Linked DNA regions of Homo sapiens: all the other regions are linked to region 1. The links are chromatin contacts, found by Hi-C or POLR2A ChIA-PET in ENCODE. All regions are on one chromosome and are shown on one strand. The core of a region is the stretch at or near the end of the contact, and the rest is flanking DNA. Distances in the headings are between cores, read along the strand shown.

Evidence for each region. A loop is a pair of places that touch in the nucleus more often than their neighbours do. ChIA-PET counts read pairs that join two places held with the same protein, here RNA polymerase II (POLR2A). Pooled maps may share reads with other maps.
Region 2: a map with no recorded cell type shows a loop between it and region 1 (7-fold over the local background). The contact joins the enhancer-like site here to the promoter of RAMACL in region 1. A Hi-C loop is called at or near these places in 3 of 37 single-sample maps with no recorded cell type and 3 of 50 pooled maps. POLR2A ChIA-PET finds 5 or more read pairs at or near these places in 3 of 52 experiments (activated CD4-positive, alpha-beta T cell, activated CD8-positive, alpha-beta T cell and activated naive CD8-positive, alpha-beta T cell).
Region 3: a map with no recorded cell type shows a loop between it and region 1 (10-fold over the local background). The contact joins the enhancer-like site here to the promoter of RAMACL in region 1. A Hi-C loop is called at or near these places in 8 of 37 single-sample maps with no recorded cell type and 4 of 50 pooled maps. POLR2A ChIA-PET finds 5 or more read pairs at or near these places in 1 of 52 experiments (activated B cell).
Region 4: a pooled map shows a loop between it and region 1 (10-fold over the local background). The contact joins the enhancer-like site here to the promoter of RAMACL in region 1. A Hi-C loop is called at or near these places in 8 of 37 single-sample maps with no recorded cell type and 5 of 50 pooled maps.

Annotation. Positions count from the first base shown.
Region 1 is chr6:166,583,333-166,589,169 of GRCh38, forward strand. RAMACL (RNA guanine-7 methyltransferase activating subunit like) reads right to left here and starts at 3,346. Exons shown (of 1, transcript NM_001395999.1): 1 at 1-3,346. The coding sequence starts at 3,145. The coding sequence ends at 2,789. All of the region lies in intron 1 of RPS6KA2 (ribosomal protein S6 kinase A2), which reads right to left. RefSeq lists a silencer at 3,549-3,688 and an enhancer at 5,237-5,286.
Region 2 is chr6:166,828,323-166,834,159 of GRCh38, forward strand. It overlaps a transcript of RPS6KA2 not described here. Among named protein-coding and RNA genes, the nearest start is that of RPS6KA2-AS1, 72 kb to the right of the region's middle. Within about 2 kb of position 2,334, at least 2 of the 41 ENCODE cell types and tissues checked have a DNase peak (open chromatin) inside an H3K27ac peak, as active enhancers do.
Region 3 is chr6:166,748,346-166,754,182 of GRCh38, forward strand. It overlaps a transcript of RPS6KA2 not described here. Among named protein-coding and RNA genes, the nearest start is that of RPS6KA2, 120 kb to the left of the region's middle. Within about 2 kb of position 2,811, at least 2 of the 41 ENCODE cell types and tissues checked have a DNase peak (open chromatin) inside an H3K27ac peak, as active enhancers do.
Region 4 is chr6:166,416,710-166,422,546 of GRCh38, forward strand. RPS6KA2 (ribosomal protein S6 kinase A2) reads right to left here. Exons shown (of 21, transcript NM_021135.6): 18 at 3,173-3,249; 19 at 1,516-1,633. LOC124901460 (a long non-coding RNA gene) reads left to right here. Exons shown (of 2, transcript XR_007059866.1): 2 at 4,932-5,044. Among named protein-coding and RNA genes, the nearest start is that of MPC1-DT, 36 kb to the left of the region's middle. RefSeq lists an enhancer at 2,813-2,882. Within about 2 kb of position 2,747, at least 5 of the 41 ENCODE cell types and tissues checked have a DNase peak (open chromatin) inside an H3K27ac peak, as active enhancers do.

The DNA of each region.
Region 1 (5,837 bases), core at 2,096-4,595:
CAAACCACAGCACTGTCGCTGTGATCTGCGGAAACGGCTCCCTCCACTTTGCCTCCTGTGAGTCTTGGTGATTAAATTGTTGAGCAACTTCAAAGCACAGAGGCGAAAACCAATGGGAAGAAGCAGCTGGTGGTGGAGAGCTTAAGCATCCTGCGCACCTTCTCTGAGCTCTGGCCAGGCCGTGCTGAAACACTGCGGAAGTCATGTCTACACCAGGGTTCCCCACCCACTGTCCAGAGGTGACAAAGGAGAGACGCTCCTGATAAATGTCTTCACGTGACAGTTTGTCATTAAAAACCGAAGCTAAGCCCACTGAATTCCTGAGTGCTTATTAAAGCGCCAATGGCCAAAAGAGACAAGACTCACAAGACTGTGGCTTTCTCCTCTGGATGGCAGAAGACGTATCTCACTTGGCTTGTTTCAGTCCAGGAGGCATCACGCCAAAGGAAGTACTATGCCACAGGAAGAAATGTGCAAACTGGCTGGTTCTCACGTTTTTCTACAGCATTTTACTTCCATGGGTTCTATCTAATGGTAACATAGGTTAGAGCAAAACACAGTCAACACAGTTGCTTTAGCTCAAGTAATTTCATCACCTTACCCCATAGTGATAGTGACCCTCTAAGGGTCAACAAAAAGGCGCATCTTAAAATGTATTTTATAGCTCTGGTAGGCCAGGTGTGCAACGAAACAAGGTTAATAAATTTAAAATGCCTTGGTGTGTTTTGCTCCTTTCTTAGTCTGCCTGAGCTGCCATAACAAAGTACTATGGATTGGGTGGCTTACAAAACAGACATTTATTTCCCATAGTTCTGGAAGCTGGAAGTCCAAGACCAAGGTGCCAGCCATTTGGTCCTGGTGAGGGCCCAATTCCTGGCTCACAGGCAGCTGCTTCTTGCAGCGCCCTTTCGTGGTGGAGCAAGAGCTCTGGTCTCTCTTCCTCTTCCTCTGAGGACACTACTCCCATCGAATCAGGGCCCCAGGCTTAGGACCTCACTTCACCTTCATTACTTCCTTACAGGCCCTTTCTCCACATAGAATCACACTGGGGGTTGGAGCTTCCAAATGTGAACATGGAGGGATACAATTGAGTCCATTAACATTCCATCCCTTATTTGTAGTAACAGCATGACCATACTCAGTGATGACAGGGACACTCTAAATGTCAACATTTACATCTTACAACACTTTTTATAGCTCTATTAGGCCAGTTATGTCATGACATCACAATTAATAAATGAAAAATGCCTGGGCATTCTGGGGATACTCAGCAGCTCTCCAGATGTTAAGGAAACTCAGTATACCCCAATCTGGTCATTTCTATCTGTGATTGTGATCTTTTGCACTTTATTTTATAGTAATTTTAACTGAAATTTTTAACGGAAACAAAGGAGCTACGCTGTCATGCCAAGTTTTCAGTAAATACGTTGAGGAGCTGTGAGCTCAGAAAGCGTTCCAATAGAATTCATTTCTCATGGAGAGACCATGATTGATCTATTTGAAATGCAATATTGGTCCAGAAACTCAGAAACATTTGGTGGAACTCAGGGTTTACAATAACAACATTAGCTAAAGATTCAATCTGGACCTATTTTAAGATCCCGAGGGGGTGGCACATTGGTGTGTCATTCCCAAGATGTCTCAAAACACACAGCAGATTTCTGCTGTAGCAACTAGTGTGAGAAAACCCGAGAGCTTCTTGGTCATCTTTGCACCTCTGAGTGCTGAGCACACGTGTGGTGACGATGTTGCTACAACGATGTGGGGTGCAGGAAGCTCGAGTTTCAAAAGAAGATCATAAGTAACACATTTTTCCTTCTAGCCAGAATGCCCTGAAATACATGAAAAAAGATGCAGCTCTGGCTACGTGAAAAAGAGGTAGTGAGTGACTCGGGGCTGGGAAACGAAGCCGTCCTCGCTGGGATGGACTTTCAGTCTCACATCTTCAGCAACTTTAGCTTCTTCATTATGACTTTTTTTCTCTTGAAGATTAAGGAATCGAGGATTGCTGACATGTCTGTATTGATTAGTTATGGTTCTCCACTATGTTTACTGCCATCCTAATTACAGAACCTAATTTTCACATTTACTTATAATTGTGTGCAATTGTCCAGGCTGATCTTTTAAGGTTAAAGAGAAAATCTCAAACATGACATCAAACAAGTCTTTTTTTTTTTTTTTTTTTTTCCTTATTTTACAGCTTTATTACTGATTTCCCTCTAAAAAGAGACTCAAGTGTGGAGCTGACTCATCTATAGATTAAGGAATCACAAAGTACCATAGTCACTTAACAAATGCAAAAAAAAAAAAAAGCAATTGTTTTACCTTTCAACTGCTGATGTTATGTACAATCTATCACAAAAAGCATAGCTGTGCATTCATGAGCTGATTATATCAACCTCTAGAATTTTAGAAACGAGCACATCTAAGCATATGGATACTCTCTTACCTTACAAAGTAAAAGCATTTTCTATTTTAAAATTTTTATTTCTGTGTAAAACAAAGAATTCCTAGAGGTCAAATAATATACCAAACTTAAAGCACTATTAAGTCATGAAACAAAGAAGATTCTGAGGTAGAAGTCAAGCAATATAATCCACAGTTTCAGGTATTCCCAGCAACCATCGCATTTCGCAAGTAAGATCTATTTTTTTTAAAGTCTCAACTTCCAAAAAATCAATAATCCATTCTGTAAAATCAGATGTAAAACTATGACCAACAGAAGACACCCAAACTTTTCTCATGGTAACAGAGTAAATGCTTTTACTAAAAGCTGCCAACATTTCTATCAGTAGTAACCGTAAGGAGGCCGCTGGTTGTAACCATAATGTCCATATTGCTGGGGATAGTAAGGTTCTTGTCTGTGTTGCGGGTAGTTGTTACCCCAGGATCGTCCATGCCACTGATTGGATCGATTGTCACTTGGCCACCCCCATCTGTTGTCCCTGCCTCTGAACTGTCTGTTGTCTTGCAACCGATTGCCTCTGTTTCTTTGGTTCCCACCAGCTCTGCTATTCCATTCCTCAACAATTGGAGGAGACTCAGGAGGGCGTTTCAGGTATTCCTGATACTCCTTGTCATTTTCTGTGAATCTACTAGCAAACATCTCTTCAAAATTTGGAACAGCTTCGGCAGTGTCAGTCATTCTGAAAATCCCAAAGGTTTGAGGCAGCTGTATTGCTTAATGTTTAGGTTGTTTAAATCCGCCAAGGGCTATGTCTATCCAGCTCAGGCCGAACCCCGCCGGCGAGACACTGAGAAGCCCAGGAGAGGTGGCCTCTGGTCCACTACACCGTGGAACTCCAGACCACTCCAGTTCTCCAATGTAACCGAGCGCCTTCCTCTCCAAACAAGTCTTTTAATAAGGCCCATGAACTAGTCCATATATATACCAGAGGAGGAAAGAAAAAGAATGACCACAGTTTATTCTGAAGACATGACAAAGGTAACACACATCAGTTATACACAAAGTCAAATTTCAGCATTACCTCCAGGGCAGAGGGAGCCAACAGCTTTCAGAAATCTCTGCTCCTGCCATAGACTGGGGCTCCCCTCAGCTGCCTCCCAGTGGGGACTACATTACCCAGCCCTCCTTGCAGGCAGGTGTGGTCATGTGACTAGCCCTGGCCAATGGAGTGTGTCTGGATGGTGTACCTTAAAGAAGCAGGTGCTTCTTTCATAGTCTCTTTCCCCCCACAGCTAACTGCAGGCCCTTAGGGCTGGTGGAGCTACAAAGAAGAAGCCTGGGTCCCCCAAATCCCCATGTGGAAGCAAAGTGGCCAGTCATCAGGAACCCTGACATTAGACTAACACATAAGGAAGAAATAATTTTTCTTTTATGAACTCAGGGAAATATTTTCCTGAAACACAAGAGTGCACAGTCCAGAGACCCTGGGTCAGAGCCCTACAGGCCCAAGAAAGGCTTGGTTGGACACTGGCATGGGACAGAGGGAGGCAAGAAAGATGAGATAAGCACAGACTAGAGATTCGTATCTGCTTTTCATAAGTACAAGAGAAATGTACCATCAAAATCAGTTCTAATCACCGTCACTCTAATTGTGTGGCATCAGACAAGCTCCTCACCCGTCCTTGGCCTCAGTTCCCTCCTATGTAGAATGAGGGGGTCCTACCTGGATTAGTGGTTGTGAGAAATAAATGAACCCACGCATGTAAAACTCCCAGAACAGTACCTGGCATAGAGTGGGTTCTCAAAAATAACACTTTAGTTCTTCCTGAATATCTCATGCAGTGATATAACATCTTTCTTGAACGAGTCTGCCCTTTTTGAAGTCTGCCATTGGAAAAAAAAAAGCAAACCAGCATAAAATAAATATTATATATATATATACACACACAAAAATGTAAAATATATAAGTGGATTCAGAAGTAGAAGATGAAGGGCCCACGTCTCTGAAAAGCCACAGCTGAAGGCGCTGAAACTAGCCGTCTGGCCTCACTAGCACAGTGGGTAGAGTCTGACTTCCTGCTGGCTGCTGTCATTCATGGCAGGACTTTCCGGGACTGTGCGCTCTCTGCCCTGTGGGGAAGAACCCCGAGGAGGTGAGAGTGAGACCCTGCGCCCTCCTCACTCACTCAGGTTCCAGCCACAACAGTGAATTTATTTTGTTTTTTATCTGTTTGGCTTATCACATCTGAATGCAAAATATGCAGCATAAAATGAATGAAAATTGAGACCCCAGTGATGGTTAGAGAATTCTCGTATCATGAACTAAAAGTGAACTTCTTTCCAAGAAACAGGGGACCTTCGTTTTGCTCCCCAATGTACACACTGTGCTGGGGTCTGAAGTAAACAAGGCAGGAGCTCAGCTCCATCCCAGGGCCCTCACCCTCCACTGCTCCCTGAGTGTGGTTTAAAAAGAGGAACAAGGACCTCCACAAAGTCAGCTTCACATTCAGCAGGTGGACAGCAGAATCAAATCTCTGCAAAGAAACAGCCTATGAGTGTGTGCAGCTGCTCACAGGCCTAAATTATAATTTCCAGGTGGGGCCAGCGAGTTGCTGCAGGGGTGGCTTTCTGCAGAAAAAATGAGGGGTGGCTGAACTGGATTCCACAGGCCCTAGCCACACAGAGCATCATGCACCTGAACTGGGGGTCTTAGGGGACTCCTCTTGGGCACACGACATCCCTTTGCTGCCTCCTTTCCACAGGGACCCTGCGCTGGGAACTTGCAGCACGTCGCTGAGACACCAGAATCTGGGGAAATTCTGCCTGTCCCCAACCTCTCGCTCTGGCTGATTTTGCCATCTAATTTGTAGCCTTGCATGTACATAATTCCTATTTGTACAGAAAAACAATCAAAGGTGGAACTAGATCGTCTGATCTCAACTCCAGAATGTGGGCTTTATTGCTGCCCTGTAACCTGGGGCTGCTACTCTGCCCTGATGATGGACACAGGGTTCCCGGAAGCTCAGGGCCCGAAGAGAGTCCAGCTGGGCAGTCGCACATGACAGACAGGGTGCGGCAGCCAATGGCCCTCCGTGCTCACTGTCAACCCGGCCAGCAGAGGCCATGCATAGGTGGCCAGGTGCGACTACCTGTGTTCCAGCAAGTAGATGGAAAAGGAACACTGTCGCTTTCTCAGGGCTGACTTCCAAATTGGGGGGAGGAGGAGTGGGTGGTTAAGGGCATCTAGGAGGTGGGTGGCAAGGGAGTGCCCCCGCAGAAAAGGAGGAAGAAGCTCTAAGCCCTTGATGAGTCAGAGCTGAAATTAGTAACATTGGGGTTGCCACTACTCTTTCAAAATTTAAGTCTTTTATAAAAGAGCCCCAGGCTTTCTGGAAACAGGTGGTCAGATTGAAATAAAAATGATGGCTAT
Region 2 (5,837 bases), core at 1,084-3,583, 240 kb after region 1:
CCCAACTCCACACCCGCCACCTTCCTGTGGGGACAGAATTCAGGCAAGACTGCCACGCCAGTCCCCAGTGCTAAATGACAAACCACGTTGGGCTCATGCCGTATCTGCCCTTTCCTTCACCCTTCCTTCCAGAATTCTTTTGCTCTTAATATTTCTAGGGTAGAAGTAGAGCAAGTACTTTATCTATGGGAATAAATTTATCACATAAAAATCTAACAGAGCTTGAGATATAAATGTATTCAGTGTGCCTTAAAAGTGGTATCACTGACTCATCAAATTGTCTTGTGAAAACTGGATATCAAGATGCAAAAGAATACAGTTGGACATACTCTATATCATACACAAAAATTGACTAAAGATAGATGAAAGACCTAAATGTAAGACCTACAACTATAACACTCTTAGAAGAAAAGATGAGAAAAGCTTTATCACATCAGATCGGGTAATGATTTCTTGGATATGACGTCAAAGGCACAGGCAACAACAACAAAAAATAGATAAATCAGACGTCATCAAAATGTAAAACTTTTGTACATCAAAAGACACAATTAACAAGATGAAACAACAACCCACAGAATGGGAGAAAATATTTGCAAATCATATATCAGATAAGGGGTTAATATCTGGAATGTATAAAAACCTCCTACAACTTAATAACCTCAATAACAATAAAAAACCAAATAACCCAATTAAAAAATAGCAAACGACTTGAACAAACATTTCTCCACAGAAGACTACAGGTGACCAATAAGCACACGGAGAAACGCTCAACATCACGAATCATGAGAGAAATGCAAATTAAAGCCACAGTAAGGCACCACTTCACTCCCATTGGTATAGCTGCTATCAACGAAGCAGAAAATAGCAAATGGCAAGGATGTGGAGAAACTGAAACCTTTGTGGCACTACTGGTGGAAATGTAAAATAGTATAGCTGCTGTGGAAAACAGGACGGTGGTTCCTCAAAAACATTTAAAAATGAATTATCGGCCGGGCGCGGTGGCTCACGCCTGTAATCCCAGCACTTTAGGAGGCTGAGGCGGGTGGATCAGGAAGTCAGGAGATGGAGACCATCCTGGCTAACACAGAGAAACCCCGTCTCTACTAAATATACAAAAAATTAGCCGGGTATGGTGGCGGGCGCCCGTAGTCCCAGCTACTCCAGAGGCTAAGGAAGGAGAATGGCGTGAACCTGGAGGCGGAGCTTGCAGTGAGCCAAGATCGCGCCACTGCACTCCAGCCTGGGCAACAGAGCGAGACTCTGTCTCAAAAAAAAAAAAAAAAAAAAAAAAAAAAATTATTATATGGTCCATCAATTCCCCTGCTAGATTGAAAAGCAGAGACTTAAACAGGTATTTGTCTACCCATGTTCACAGCAGCTTGACTCACAGTACTCTGAAGATGGAAGCAACCCAATGGTCCATCAGCAGACGAGTGGAAGAACAAAATGTGATGTGTATATACCTACAATGGAACACCGTTCAGCCTTAAGAAGAAAAGGAATTTGTCTGGGTGCAGTGGCTCATGCCTGTAATCCCAGAACTTTGGGAGGCAGAAGCAGGTGGATCACCTGAGGTCCAGAGTTCAAGACTAGCCTGGCTAACATGGTGAAACCTCATCTCTACTTTTAGTATTTTTAATTTTTAATACAAAAACTATCTGGGCGTAGTGGTGGGCGCCTGTAATCCCAGCTACTCCAGAGGTCAAGGGAGGAGAATCGCTTGAACCTGGGAGGCGGAGATTGCATGAGCCGAGATCGCACCATTGCACTCCAGCCTGGGCAACAAAAGCAAAACTCCATTTCAAAAAAAAAAAAAAAAGAAAGAAAGAAAGAAAGAAAGAAAAGAAAAGGAATTTTCACACATGCTACAACATGGAGCCCATAACCTTGAGGACATTACGCTAAGTGAATATACCAGTTGCAAAAAGACAAATGCTGTGTGATTCTGCTTACATGAGGTGCCTAGAGTGTCAAAATTATAGAGACAGAAAGTAGAACAGTTGCTGTCTCATTGGGGAAGTGGCTGAGGGAAGTGGAGAACAGAGAGTTGGTTAGTTTTTAACAGGCAGAGAGTTTCAGTGTTGCAAAATGAGAAGTATTCTGGAGGTGGATGGTGGTGATGGTTGTACAATGATGTGAAAGCCCTGAATACCTCTGACATACTTAGAAACCGTTAAGATGGTACATTTTATATTTTTATAATTTCTTTTTAAAAAAAGCTCATCGCTGATACAAAGTATAAAACATCTCTCCCAATACATGCACAAGAAATGACACATGCAGAGTTCATGGACAATTTCCTACGAGGCAAGGGAAGTAAGGCCTGCCCTCTAAATCTGCCTTAGCGTGTGAGCCCACAGCTTTCTGCTGTGGGTTCTGACATTTCTCATCACACCAAGCGTCAGTCCTCTCAGACCCAGATCTGAAAGCGGGGGCTGAAACCTGTGTTACTGCCTTAGCTGTCATCTCCATGGCTGTGTGGGATCCCAGAGCCACAGCCTTCCGTCCTGGCACTGTGTTGATTTTTAAGGCCTTTTCTTTGAGATTTGGGACATTATTGTTTCCTCTTTCCCAGCTCCCCCCTATCAAGCTAGAGCCCTGACCATTAGGCACTCTGGCCAGACCCAGGCTCTCCCTTGGGCTGGGTCACACGCTGTGGTTGGGGAGTTTCTTCTGCAACGAAGGCCTCCCTGGACCCCTGACTCACCACGCATGTGGCCAACCACACCTCTGAGGGCCTGGAGCCCAGACCCTCCAGTGGCAGGGGGTATTGGGTCCATCCACGGAGAGAACCCCTGATGGAAGAGGCGCCTCCCTCCTGGGCCATCCACACTGACAATGCAGCTGCTCCCTGCCCCCACCTCCTCCTCCACTCTCCGCAGGTGTTGGTCCTGCGCACCTCACTAAACTTGCTCAGAGGCAGGTTCCTCAGAGGCTGCTCCACGCATCCAGGACCGGAGGCCTCACCAGGGATCCCTTCTCAGATCCTTACCCTCCCTGCCATCTCTCTTCTGCTCAGGTCCACAGTGGGTCCGTGGCCATGATGACTATGGAGCTTCTCTACTTCAACTTGAATTTGCCCTTCCTTCAACCACTCTGTGTATTTCTACACCAGCATGACACCTTCCCCCCTGCCCCTGCCAGACAGAAAGCTTCAGCTGTAAGGGCAGTGAGGACCAAGACACTCTTGCCTTGTCCGCACCTCTTCACAGGCTCCTTCTTCCCACAGAGGAAGGCTTGGCCCCCACTGAGAGACGCTCCCTTAGGGAACAGGTGCTGTTCTATTTCCATGCCGCATTTGCCCTCACCTTCCCTGGGCCTGGGCTCGGTAGCAAAAGACCACAGAGAGAAATTCCAAAACTGAGAATAAAAACTATAACAGGAAATATTTTTAAACAAATTGTATTTTACCACATCTACATACATACACACAATAACAGAATTACATACTAGATAGATGATAGATACATAGATAGATGATAGATAGATAGATGATAGATAGTAGACACATACATAGGTAATAGATATATAGATACATATATACATAGATGATAGACAGATGATAGATGGATAGATAGATGATGGATGGATAGATAGACAGATGATAGATAATAGATGGATGGATAGATAGCTACATAGATACATACGTAGATAATAGATACACAGATATATGGATGATAGATACATATATACATACATGTATAGATGATACATGATAGATAGATAGATAGATAGATAGATAGATAGATAGATAGATAGATATAGATAATCTACAGTAGTGAGTTGGTTGCATGTTATGACCGAGGAAGAATATAAGATGCGTACCAGATTTCTGATTTGGCCTTGAAAGTGACCTGGGAGTATTTTTAATGAAGTAAACAGGAAGAAAGTGGCTGATGGTGTTGGAATTTGCCTGGCCTGGGAGGAAGAGCTGAGTTAGGATAAGAGGAGTGGGATTTGGACACATTGGCTGTGCTGAGGAAGTTGGGGGGGAAGCTCCAGGCTCTCAGCACATGTTTGGATTTACTCACAGATGCACAGATAGCAGAGGCTGAGCTGGATTTTGAATCCAGTTTGAATCTACTTCTGACAGACCCCAGAGCCCAGGCTTGGAACCCCAGGCAATACTGCCCCTGGCTACACCAAGATATTACTCTAGAGACAAAAATGCAATACACTTTTAAGTATAATAGCCAAAAATGGAAATTCTGTTGGTGTTTTCTCTATGGTAAGTCCGCTCATGTCAAGAGAAACTAACTCCATCTTGAAAATAAACTTTCTGAATCCCTCTCTTAAGAAGCATGCTGGGAGGTCGCAGTGCCCCACAGTTTAAATGTTAGGAAATGCAGGAGATCCAGAAAATTGACAGATTTATTACTAAATGTTTACTTTTGATGTTCAATGTCATTAATTTGATCTAACTGGGGAAATTGTCAGAATTAGCGAAGATCATGAATCACTGAAGTATATTTAAATGTCATTTTATTACTTCCAAGCACTCATAATTAAAGAAACTAAATGTTAGAAAAGAATTGAGCCAAGACTTTAATCACGATACCTTAAAGAGCAAATTTTAATTATAATGTTCACATTAAAATGTCTCATTGCAAATAGATCTTGCCAATATGTTTGAAAGCAGCTTGCTCTCTTATGTAAATGCAGTTTAATTTGCTTAATTAAGATGTTTAGCAACTTTTTCTTTCATAATACAAATAATCATAATAGCAGACATTTATTGAGTGCTTACTGTGTGCCCACAGTTAGCCAAGCACTTGCATGGTACTACCACATTTCATCCTCACAACCATGAAGAAAATACAAATATTATCCTACACGTGATGAAACAAGCTTAGAAAAGGCCAAAGTGGTGAAATAGACTCACAGCCAGGTGATCTGATGGAAGAAACCATTCTTAGCCAACAAAGGAAGGCATCAGGAACAACAAAGATGAAACTGTCTACATCTACATTAATAGAATCCAAAGCAAGTCAGTCTATAACTGAATATGGACTTTTCCTTTATGATGTAATATTTGAAACTGTAACTCCCTAGAGTTTATGTTTTTCTAAGTCAGATTTATTGAAGTTTAATTTACCTACAGGCGAATTCACTTCCTTTAAGTGTAGAGATCAATGAATTTTTACAAATTTGTACAGTCATGTAACCATGATGACAACCAAGGCATGGCACATCTCCCTGCCCTAAACGCTTCCCTCATGTCCCTTTGTCAGTTTCCTCCGGCAGCCCACACATCCTGGACACCACTGGTCTACAGGTAGAAGTGGAGTATGCAATACATAGTATTTGGGCCTGGCTGCTTTCCTTCAGACTAATTCTTGTGAGATGTACTTGTGTTGCTGCAGTCACCCCTGGTTTGTTCCTTTCATTGCAGAGAAGTGTCCCAAGTTTAGACGCAGAACACAATCTGTTTATCTATTCACGAGTTTATCATTTGAGCAGGTTCCAGCTTTTTGTGATTATGAGTAAACTGCTGTAAATGTCCACATTCAGGCATTTTCATGGATGTATGTTTTTATTCCTTTTGCATAAATTCCTTTTCTTCTTTCTTTCTTTCTTTTTTTTTCTTTTTTTACAGGGTTGGGGTTTCACTATGTTGACCAGGCTGGTCTCAAACTCCTGGCCTCAAGTGATCCTCCCATCTTGGCCTCCCAAAATGCTGGGATTACAGATGTGAGTCACCATGCCTGTCCCCTTTTGCATAAATATCTAAGGGTGAAAGCATTGGGTTATATGGCAAGGGTATGTTTAACTATAAAAGATGTTGCCCAACTATTTTCCAAAGTAGCTGCGTCATTTTGCATTCCCACCAACAACGG
Region 3 (5,837 bases), core at 1,561-4,060, 160 kb after region 1:
AAGTAATGGGTGTTTCTGCGGTGTCTTCCACCGGCAGAAACTCCACCGAGTGCCTCAGCGAAATGACTCCATCTGATCCTGGCCACAGGCTAGTGAGGGGGAACTGCGCCGGGAAAGATGCCGGTGCGGGGCTGGAGGATGCTGGGCAGAGGGGGCAGATCAGCCTCCATGGGGGCCCCACCTCCTCGGGCCCCCCATCCCCTTGGGCCCCCACCTCCTCAGGCCCCCACCTCCTCGGGCCCCCATTTCCTCAGGCCCCCATTTCCCTGGGCCCCCACCTCCTCAGGCCCCCATCCCCTTGGGCCCCCACCTCCTCAGGCCCCCATCTCCTCGGTCCCCCATTTCCTCAGGCCCCCACCTCCTCAGGCCCCCATCTCCTCAGGCCCCCATCTCCTCAGGCCCCCATCTCCTCGGGCCCCCATCCCCTTGGGCCCCCATTTCCTCAGGCCCCCATCTCTCAGGCCCCCATCTCCTCGGTCCCCCATTTCCTCAGGCCCCCACCTCCTCAGGCCCCCATCTCCTCGGGCCCCCATCCCCTTGGGCCCCCATTTCCTCAGGCCCCCATCTCCTCAGGCCCCCATCTCCTCGGTCCCCCATTTCCTCAGGCCCCCACCTCCTCAGGCCCCCATCTCCTCGGGCCCCCATCCCCTTGGGCCCCCATTTCCTCAGGCCCCCACCTCCTCAGGCCCCCATCTCCTCGGTCCCCCATTTCCTCAGGCCCCCACCTCCTCAGGCCCCCACCTCCTCAGGCCCCCATCTCCTCAGGCCCCCACCTCCTCAGGCCCCCATCTTCTCGGGCCCCCATCTTCTCGGGCCCCCATTTCCTCAGGCCCCCATCTCCTCGGTCCCCCATTTCCTCAGGCCCCCACCTCCTCAGGCCCCCACCTCCTCAGGCCCCCATTTCCTCAGGCCCCCATCTCCTCAGGCCCCCACCTCCTCAGGCCCCCATCTCCTCAGGCCCCCATCTCCTCAGGCCCCCATCTTCTCGGGCCCCCATCTTCTCGGGCCCCCATTTCCTCAGGCCCCCATCTTCTCGGGCCCCCATTTCCTCAGGCCCCCACCTCCTCAGGCCCCCACCTCCTCAGGCCCCCATCTCCTCAGGCCCCCACCTCCTCAGGCCCCCATCTTCTCGGGCCCCCATCTTCTCGGGCCCCCATTTCCTCAGGCCCCCATCTTCTCGGGCCCCCATTTCCTCAGGCCCCCATCTCCTCGGGCCCCCATTTCCTCAGGCCCCCACCTCCTCAGGCCCCCATCTCCTCGGGCCCCCATTTCCTCAGACCCCCACCTCCTCAGGCCCCCATCCCCTTGAGCCCCCACCTCCTCAGGCCCCCATCTCCTCGGTCCCCCATTTCCTCAGGCCCCCACCTCCTCAGGCCCCCCATCCCCTTGGGCCCCTCTTCCTCAGGCCCCCATCTCCTCAGGCCCCCATTTCCTCAGGTCCCCATCTCCATCCTCCTTAATGTCTGCACTGCCTGGCTGGGAGCTGCAGCGGGAGCCTGGCCTCTCCTCCTCCTCCTCCTCCCAAAGCTTCCTTCCCCCTTTCCACCACACAGACTAAGGCAGGAGGCTGGGCAAGGGGAAGGGGGATACTGAGTGAGGAAAACAGAGAGGGCGGTGGAGGTGGCCACACAGTCAGCATCGGAAGCAGAGCTGGCATGTCCCTTCTGAGTCCAGCCCGGCTTGAGTCAGCGGGGAGGGGCAGGGAGGAGGGGGCCTTCCTGGGAGAAGGCAGGGGCCGCACCAAGTGCCCCTGAGGTGCCCATGCCGGAGAGAAGTTGGCTTCCTGGAGCCCCACTCTGTGCTACTGTGAAGGGCGGTTCCATCCGCCTAGGTTTTGTTAGTTCTGTGAGCCATACAGGATTAGCGTGCCCTGCAGTGCTGCAGAGACATCGGGCGTGCTCCCCTCCTGTGTCCTCAGCTTCTCCCCTGGGGGGGTGCTCACCAGCCCAGGGCCCCACCCCAACCCTAGAGGTCCCTGGGATTCCCTGAGTTCTCACCAGCCTTGGAGGCCCCGAGTCACCCCACGCAGTGCACGCACATCTGTGACACACTCCTCCCACACAGTCTCCCTCAGCCCCTCTTGACCCTCCTCCTCCTCAGACACACGCCTTTCCGGGGCCTGTACTTGTCAATCCCCAGACATCCCTGGCTGCTTCCTACATGCCCAGGCTCTGCGCTTGCTGGCCCAGGAACTGCCCTCCGTGCCTCTTCTGACTCTGTCACAACGGGGGTTTCTGCATCTGTGCTGTCTTCCCTTCTACTGTGGCTGAGGACCGCAGGTGCCACCCGAGCCCGAGCTCCTTGAGCATCCCTTGTGCCTAGAACATGCCAGGCACGCAGCACAGATGGGTGTCATTGGTCTGGGACATTGCCACGGAAGTCTCCAGCCCTCATGCACCAGAAAGAGAAGAGTGACAAGGATCATACTGAGGAGGTCAGGAACTCTAGCTGAGAATTGGTCTAAAGCAATGGAAATGGGAAATTCTGTAAATCCAAGCTCTGCTCCTTGGAATCATTTAGAAACTGGCCAAGGGCTAAGACATCCCTCTTGCTGCGTAGACTGTGATCATATTCAGGAGGAAAAGCACAACTCTCTGAGGGGACAAATTCTATTTGCCTAAACAGAGGTGAGGCTGCTGACACTCTAGAAAGTGTGAAGTGTGCTTTTGTGACCGAAGCTGGCCTCTGCATCCCCTAACTCAGCACCTCACAAAGTTTATAACCCTCACGCAGTGCCCCCGAGCTGCAGGTGACGGCAGGCCTCCAGGTTCAGCGGTGAAATAGCGGAGCAGTAAGATCTTACAGCATTACTTCCCCAAGTCAGCCGGAAGTTTTGCCAGCCCCGTGCTCCTCCCTGAAACCTCAAAAAGCCTGCTTCCAAGCCGCCTGCTTGTTCTTCCCAAGGTGGAGGCAAGACCAGCGCCCTCTGGCCAGGTGCGTTCAGGAAGGGGCAGAGATTACACAGGAATTCAGATGAGTTCCAGGGACGGCAGCTGCCAGGGTCCCGTCAAACGCACAGTCACAGGAGGGCTTCCCCTGAGTTGGCCCTGAGTCAGCCAGCTGGGCTGTGGTCTGCTCTGCAGCAGGAGGCAGCTGAGCAGAGCCTGTAACCCCTCAGGGGAGGCAAAGCTGCACCGCAGGGCGTGGAGGAGGTGCAGGCCGGCCAGCCCAAGGCAGATAACAGATGGCGACAGGGGCTTGAGGCTTGGCTTCTCTGCTGGCCTAGGTGTCTGGAACGGCTGGGCCGCCACTGGAGCCGTGGAAAGAGGGGTCTAAGTGTCTGAGCTTGGAATCAAGGTATTCCCAAATTTTCTGCTCGAAGCCCCACAAGTTTCCATTTTCCACCACAGCCAGTTGGATCAAACTTTGCACCATTCGCATCCTAGTGAAGTCCAATAGTCAGCCGATTTGGGGATTCTATGCAAAGCCAAACAGTGGCACAGACTCTAGGAAATCTACAGAATGAGCAGAACATGTCTTCATGACGATTCAAGGTCAGGCCCTGTGGACCAAGGACAGCATGGAGCACAGAGGCCAGACTCCGTGGAGCACAGAAGCCAGACGCTGTGGAACACAGAGGCCAGACTCCATGGAGCACAGAGGCCAGACTCCGTGGAGCACAGAAGCCAGACTCCTTGGAGAAAGGGGCCCCAGAAGACAAAGGGGCCAGCACAGGCCAGCCAAGGAGTACCTGAGACCTCAAAGGCGACACCAGGTCCATTTGTACCTGGGTATTCAATGTCTCATGTGCATTTGTTAGAAATTAGATAAAATCAATGCTTATTATTTTAAATAAAGACATCGTTTCTAACTATTTTAGTCATTAATAACCTGTGATCTTCCAGATGGGCCGGCCTAGCCAATGGGCGGTATAGCCACAACCCAGGTCCTCTGTGAGTATGATGAAGACATCACACAGAGTGAACAGCCTCTGAAACGTAGGGCTGTGAAGCGCGTCCACAGTCACCGCAGAGCAAGACCAGAGTACACATCCTTTACCAACCTCAGCTTCACATTCAACAGCGAGCGGACACACTGAAGTCTAGAGAGGCAATTTAGAATGAATGGAAAGAGAAACCTTAAGAGACAGAAAGGCAGAGAGAGATTTTTCAAAATCTTATTTTATAATTAGTAAAAATATAGGAATACAGTCACTTCAAAAGCTGACATTAGCTAAGAACATTAATGGGTTATTAAATATTTAATTTAATTCAGAGATGATAGACCCATAATGATGATTAAGGTTATTATAGAAAAGGATGATTCTTGGTGTTAGAGATCATTTACTCAAACCCTTGTATTTTAAAAGAAAGAAAGACTGAGACTAACAGAGTTAATTGATTTCTCCCAAGGAAAAGCACGGATCACAACCTGGTTCTCCCACCTGCGGTCCCCACACCATTTTATGTGGTTGTTAGCCTCTCCCCCTGACTCTCCCCATAGTTTTGTGCTTGTTGTTGCTGGTTTCTTGGTAAAATCTGCATCAAGTAGATGGATACTCTTGGGGTAATGGTGGCCCACTCCCTAACCACTGTGTTAAGCCTTGTATACTCTGCTGAGTAGGTAAATATTTTTGTCCCCTAACTCTGCACCTGGATTTATTTGCTGTGAAACGCAGGGCCCATTCCTACCGACTATAAGCAATTTATTCTGTGGGTTTAGTCACTGCAGAGGGCAGAAACAAGATACCACTCCCTTTATGGGGCATTAAAAACAAACTCCTCTTTGCTGGTGACCCTGTTTCTGTAGGAAGTGTGTGGTTTACCTAGAGCAAAGGGGCTGGCTGTCCTGCCAGACTTAAGCCAGATGTAGGGCTCCATCTATCTTGTTCATGGTTTCACCCCAGTCCCCAGCTGGTATAACCGGAGCACCCAGTAAAGAAGAATCTACGCAAGGGAAGAACAGTCCCCCTCAGGCTGAACAAGGAGACGCCACCTCTGCTTATACAGCAGCACTCAACTGACTTTCTCTGTCCATTCTTCACTAAACTCCTTAAAAATAAAATTTTAGTTATAACTTCAGAAAATTAACCTCTGTAAAGAATCAATAATATACTTTAAAACATGTGTAATGCTGTTGGAATTTTTTTCTTGTCTTATGAACACAAAATGTCCTATATTTATATAAAAATCACTGTGTTGACCTTTCTACATGTTCTTCCACAGCTATCTATTAATACTATGACATCATATTGCAAAAACAAACACACACAGCAACTCGGATGTGTTTGATAATAAAATCACACAGCAGTTTAAAAATTCATCCACAGGGACATAAAGTTAACTGTTGTTATTATGAAAGTTTGTCACCTCCCTACAAACACATCTTGACTGTTATTTAGATTGTGTTAATGTGTGGTGTTATTATAATAAAGCCCTTATTACCACACTTATTGTGGTTGTTAAACAGTCATTAGCAACCATGAAACTGGGAAAATACACTGAGCTGCGTTGCCCATGAGCTATCACGGTTAATAATGAAGAAAACAGATCAAGAGCTCTGGGATCCTCTACAAGAAGATGCCCACTTTCCCGAAATTTCAAGAGAGACGACTGTCAGAAACGTACTAACCCAACACAAGCATGATGAGGAACCCAAATTCTGGAAAGTGCCTTTGGCCATGCTTGAACTTGATCTGTAATGCTCTCCTGTGCCGTCCGTCTTCCCGTGAGAATCCAGCCCCGAGCCCCAGCCACACAAGACCTCAGTCTCCCTGAGGCCCGAGGTGCATGCAGTGATGACTGCCTAGGACCGCCTCAGTGCCTGGAACGGTTTCTCAGGCACAATTCTCACCTATTTTTGCATTTCCCACATCATGTATGTTGGAAGAATCTTGA
Region 4 (5,837 bases), core at 1,497-3,996, 170 kb before region 1:
ATCGTCACCTCCACCATCCCTCCACAATCACCTCCATCATCACTCCTGCCATTATCTCCACCATCATTTCCACAATCATTCCCTCCACCATGCCTTCACCATCACCTCCATCATCGCTGTCGCCACCTCTGCCACCACTTCTGCCATCCCTACACCATCACCTCCATCATCATTCCCGCCATTACCTCCACCATCATCTCTACAATCATCACCTCCACGCTCACTGCATGAAGTTGCACTGAGATGTCAACAGCAGAATTGGAATCAGAGCCCCTGACTCCTTCTCTTTCAGCCCTTTTACATGAACACGGGAACAGCTGTTGGTGCTGCTTACCAGTGGCTGGATTATGATTTACTATTGGATTAGAGAGGAATTTGATGATGCCAAGTAAAAAAGCGTCTGATGGGCAAACGAAATAAGGCCGGTCATAAACTGTGTGGACTGCAGACAAGGCCAAATTCAAAGTATTTTACAAGAACAGAAGTATACCTCTGGACAAGAGCTCTACTTGTTTGTTTGGTTTATGAACATGCAGGGCAATCATTCTGCAATATCACTAAAAGCATGGTGGTTAATTTTATATGTCATCATGGCTGGGTTATGTTACCCAGTCTAGAGGTTGCTGTGAAGGTGTTTTTCAGGATGTGGTTAACACTTAAGTCAGTCGACTTGAGTAAAGCAGTTACCCTGCACAATGTGGGTCAGCCTCATCCAATCAGTGGAAGGCCTCCTTAGGAAAAAGACTGCTCCCCTGAGGAAGAGGGAATTCTGTGGCAGATAGCCTGTGGTGGGCAACTGCCCCATCCATTTCTCCTTGGGGCTCCAGCCTGCCGGCTGCCCTGCAGTCACAGACTTCCCCGTCCCCACAATCACGTGAGCCAATTTCTTACAAATAAATCTCTCTCTCTATACACACACACACACACACACACACACACACACGCACGCATGTTCTGTTTGTTTCTTTGGAGAACCCTGCATAAGATACCAAGATAGTGGAAAATGTGAAAATGCTAAAAATGTTTTTGAAAATAATGTTTTTAGATGAAAGGCTTAAAAGATGCCGAGGATAAGGCCAGGTGTGGTGGCTCATACCTGTAATCCCAGCAATTTGGGAGGCTGAGGTGGGTGGATCACTTGAGGTCAGGAGTTCAAGACCAGCCTGGCCAACATGGTGAAACAAAAAAGTTTTAGTACAAAACTTTTTTGTACTAAAAATACAAAAGAGTTAGTCGGGTGTGGTCGCACACGCCTGTAGTCCCAGCTACTTGGGAGGCTGAGACAGGAGAATTACTTGAACCCAGGAGGCAGAGGCTGCAGTGAGCCAAGATTGTGCCACTGCACTCCAGCCTGGGTGAGACAGAGCGAGACTCCATTTCAAGAAAAAAAAAAAAATATGCTGAGGATAAAATACCTATACTACTTACATAAAACCTATCCCCTGGCTTCCTCAGAAATCATATGGCTATTTCAGAATCTGAATATTTAAAAGCAACGCTGGGACATGTACTCACTTTAGCTGCGTCAGATATCGAGTCCCAGTTTCCCCCAGAAAGGGCATACTTCCCACTGCCGATCCGCGCCAGAATCTCCTCAGGGGTATCGTCTGGCCCATTTGCAAAAGGGGTAAATCTGTATAATTAGACAAATTTGTGGTAATGAGCTTGTATTTTACAACCTAAAATAAAGTTTGCAAGTTGATATCACCCCTTGGCTGTTCAAAGGAATAGCACTTTGCTTCTCCCTCCTCTGCTCTGAAGCCAGGATTCATGGGAAAGCGGAACTTACCTCTAACACTATGCCCGTTTTCCTTCCTTAGCAATTGGGTGGCTAGAGGTTGATGGGCAAGTGGGAGAGCCCTGTGAGACCTGTGCTGTATCCCCTCCGGACCCAGGTAAACTGGGATGGGGTGGCCTAGTGAGTTGCCTGGTGCCGTGGTTTCCACGGTGATGGTGTGGCATCATGCGAGAGAGCCTGAGACGTGGAGTCTGAGAGACCCACGGTGGATGTATTCCCAACTCTGTGTTCTTTGACAAGTTAACTTTTTGAGCCTCCACTGCAAATGCAGAGTGTATGCACAAATACACATACATGCTTGGTGCAGCTCTGGCCATATTCCAAGCGCGTGGGAGGTGTTCATGGTGTCCCACCTTAAAACACACCCACACACTCCTAGGAAAGGAAGGACACGTGTGCTGCCAGCGCTTCCTCTAGTGGGAAAGTGTGTGATCTAGTTTTCCGTATAGGCAAAGTGAGTATTAGAAGCGTCACAAAGTAACCTGACTGTGGTATTGGTAAGAAACTGAGGTTCCTTCCTTTGCTACTGCAGTCCTCAGGGTGCGGCTTCAGGGCCTGATTTACTCTCCTTCTGCTGTGGACACTACCTGTTGACTTATGATGAAATAAGTGAAAAGCAGGCCAAGCTCATTCATTCTCATGAGGGCATTCAAGCCATTTTGCTACAGCAAACAGGATTCGATGGTCTAGGGTTCTTTTCTTTTTGCCTCCATTCAAGTATTTAATAAACGTAATAGGAACCAGCGGATCTTGTAAGATCCTAGACCTTCCTGCCTAGAAGCAACCATGGTGTGTCCTCTTCTCACTCAGGGGAGAGGGAAGGGAGGCTGGTACAGGTTAAAGTGTTTAGCCCAGAGTCACGGCTAGTGGCGAGTGGGGCTCAGATGGAAGTCAGCTGTCTGGATGGCAGGCCCAGGCCACTTTCTGTAACACCACGTGTCTTACCACAATGAACCGGCCCGTGCATGACTCATGACCACGAAACCCAGGTACAGATGCTGTTTGACCCTGAAGCTGCTATGGGGCTTTCGGTTTAAGAGGATGTCTGGAAGGCACATCTGTTGCTACCTTTTAAAACAGTGGCAGGTGCAGCAGAGAGAATGGGGACTATGCTGGCAAAAGACTTGATGTTTTGTTCATGAGCTGAGTTTAAAGAAAATGGGTGGCTACATTTCTTGTCCTTGTTGTTCAGTTGTCCTGAGGGGCTAAGAAAGTCTGCGAGTGTTCACTCAAGGCCTGGGAGTGTTTGCATACACGTTGGGTTTGCCCACATGCGCACACTAGGACAGGGCTGGCCCTGGTCCCCTGACAGATCAGCCACTGAGGCTGCTGCCCTGTGTCTCCTCCTGACACCTGTTTGAGGTGACTGCTTACCCTGCCAGCATGGTGTACAACAGGATCCCCAAACTCCAGATGTCACACGCCGCATCATAGCCTTGACGCTTCAGGACCTAGGAGGGAACGACAGGACACCGGCACGCCCTTCACTAAGGACATTCAGATTGACAGCACGTTTCTCCAGCGGCATCCTACGCCGGCAAGCTGGGGACCAGGAGGAGGGCGGTGCCATGTCTTCGGTGTGACCACTGTTTCTTAAGGCAAAGCCAACCCTAAGGTACTGCAGTGGGACTCCTCCCAGGCCAGCCACATGGTAAACTAGTACTCTTTCCAGACACATGACAGACAGGCTGAAAAGGAGGGCCTTAATTTTTAAGGCAGAAGGATTTTTCTGTTACGGTAAAATATGTATGACATAAAATTGACCATCAAAGCCCTTTTTAAGTGCACAGTTTAGCAGCATTAAGCCCATTTACATTGTGGTGCCAACATCACCACCATCCATCCACAGAGCATTTCACCTTCCCAAACTGAAACTCTGTCCCCATTAAACAACAACTCCCTGTCCCCCAGCCCCCAACACCTACCCTTCTACTGTCCGTCTGTGTGAATCTGACTCCTCCAGGGACCTCATAGGAGTGGAATTATGCAATGTTTGTCTTTCTGTGACTGGCCCATTTCACTTAGTATAACACCCTAAGCTTCCTCCAGGGGTCAGAAGTTCCTTCCTTCTGCAGGCTGGACAATGTTCCGCTGTGTGTGCATGCCACGTTTTGCTTACCCATTCATCCACCGAGGGACACTCTCGTGGCTTCCACCTTTTGGCTGTTGTGAATAGTGCTGCTATGAACATGGGTGGACACATGTCTCTTTGCGTCCCTGCCTTCAATTCTTTTGGGTATATACCCAGAAGTTCCATTCTGGGCTACGTGATAACATTTAATTTTTTTGAAGAACTGTTAAAGCAGCAAAACTTGTATGCATCCTAGGATTACATACTTCAGTAGAGGGCAATCCTCTGATATAGTTACAGTTGAATAACAACAAAGGAAGCCACAATGGTGCTCATGGATTACTGCAGATGACTGGATTTAGCATTAAATATCGAGTCGGGAGAGCTCGGCTCAATTTCCTTAGAGATGAGAGCAAGGAGCCTGTCCTTTTCTCTGTATCGCTGCTACCATGTGTGAGCCTGCACCATGGAGGGGACCAGCCAGCGCATGCTGAATGAATGTGGTGCTCATGGTGCAAGCCTCACTTCCTAATCCATCAGCGGGGTGACCTTCAGAAGTCACTTACACACATGGAGCTTGTGCTTTCTGACTCTGTGAAACATGGTTAATAGATTTTACCCTGCCTACTTTGTATGGTGGATGAGAGTGAAAGTAAAAAAAGTTGGTAAAAGTGCTTTGTAAATGGCAAAGGAATATCACAACCTAGGGCATTCTACAATCAATAAAATCAATATTGTGGGAGACCAGAATATGCCACCCCAAAATATGCTGCATAGGCGTGAGGGGCGCTGAGCTGAAGATACATAAGAAGCAGCAGATGCAGGAGAGCTCTGTGTCCTCCATTTGTCTAAAATCAGGACATGGATTAAGACAAAAGGTACCTACCCCCAACCAGAGAGGACAAAGGCTTCCCCTAGGGACAGCTTTGGATGCATGTGGTCCCACCTGGGACCAGCCTCCATAGGCCAGCCCTGCACCTCCCCAAGCTGCAGCCCCTGGAGACCCTAACCCTCTTCCTTTGTCTTGCCAGGTCTCTAAAAATTCTCTGTTCTTTGTTGCAGATACCATGTAGGCTGGATTCAAAGCCACCTCTGTGAGGATGACTCCTTCTCTGGGCATCTCGCATGCATAAATGAGAAGATGTGTGTTAATAAACTTCTTTTTCTCTTGTTAATCTGTCTTTTGTTACAGGGGTCTGGTCCAGCTAAGAACTTATGAGGGATGAGGAAAACGTCATTTTCCTCCCCCATAATATTATCAATATTAATATTGATTAAGTAAGGCATGAACAGAGGCTTATAACCTGGTTACTTTCATTTTTTTTAGTTTTTATTTTTTGAGACGGAGTCCTGCTCTTTCAACCAGGCTGGAGTGCAGTGGCGTGATCTCGGCTCACTGCAACCTCCACTTCCCGGGTTCAAGCGATTCTCCTGCCTCAGCCTCCTGAGTAGCTGGGACTGTGGGCACACACCACCACACCTGGCTAATTTTTGTATTTTTAGTAGAGACGGGGTTTCACCATGTTGGCCAGGCTGGTCTCCAACTCCTGACCTCAGGTGATCCACCTGCCTCGGCCTCCCAAAGTGCTGGGATTACAGGCGTGAGCCACCGCACCCAGCCAAACTTGGTTATTTTTAAAGGGGCCACAGGTTGCTCAAGTGTCTGGATGACCCCTGCATAACCTAAAACAGCCTCTCAGTCCAGCCCCTGGCTGCACATCCGTTCACGTCTCAGCACGCAGAAGCATCTTTGCAATGGACCAGTGGCCCTGGGTGACCTCTTAAACAACTCCAAGACCCACAGTGAGATGCCAGGCGCCTCAGACCTGGCTGCTCGCTTGACTCCCCTCCCATCGGAGCAGCTCTGGTCCAGTTCCATCAAGAACCCACGGGATCCACACAGACTCTGAAGTCCGCCTTCCTTCCCAGTTCCCTCCTCCCCTGTCCCATTGGCAACATCAGCCACAG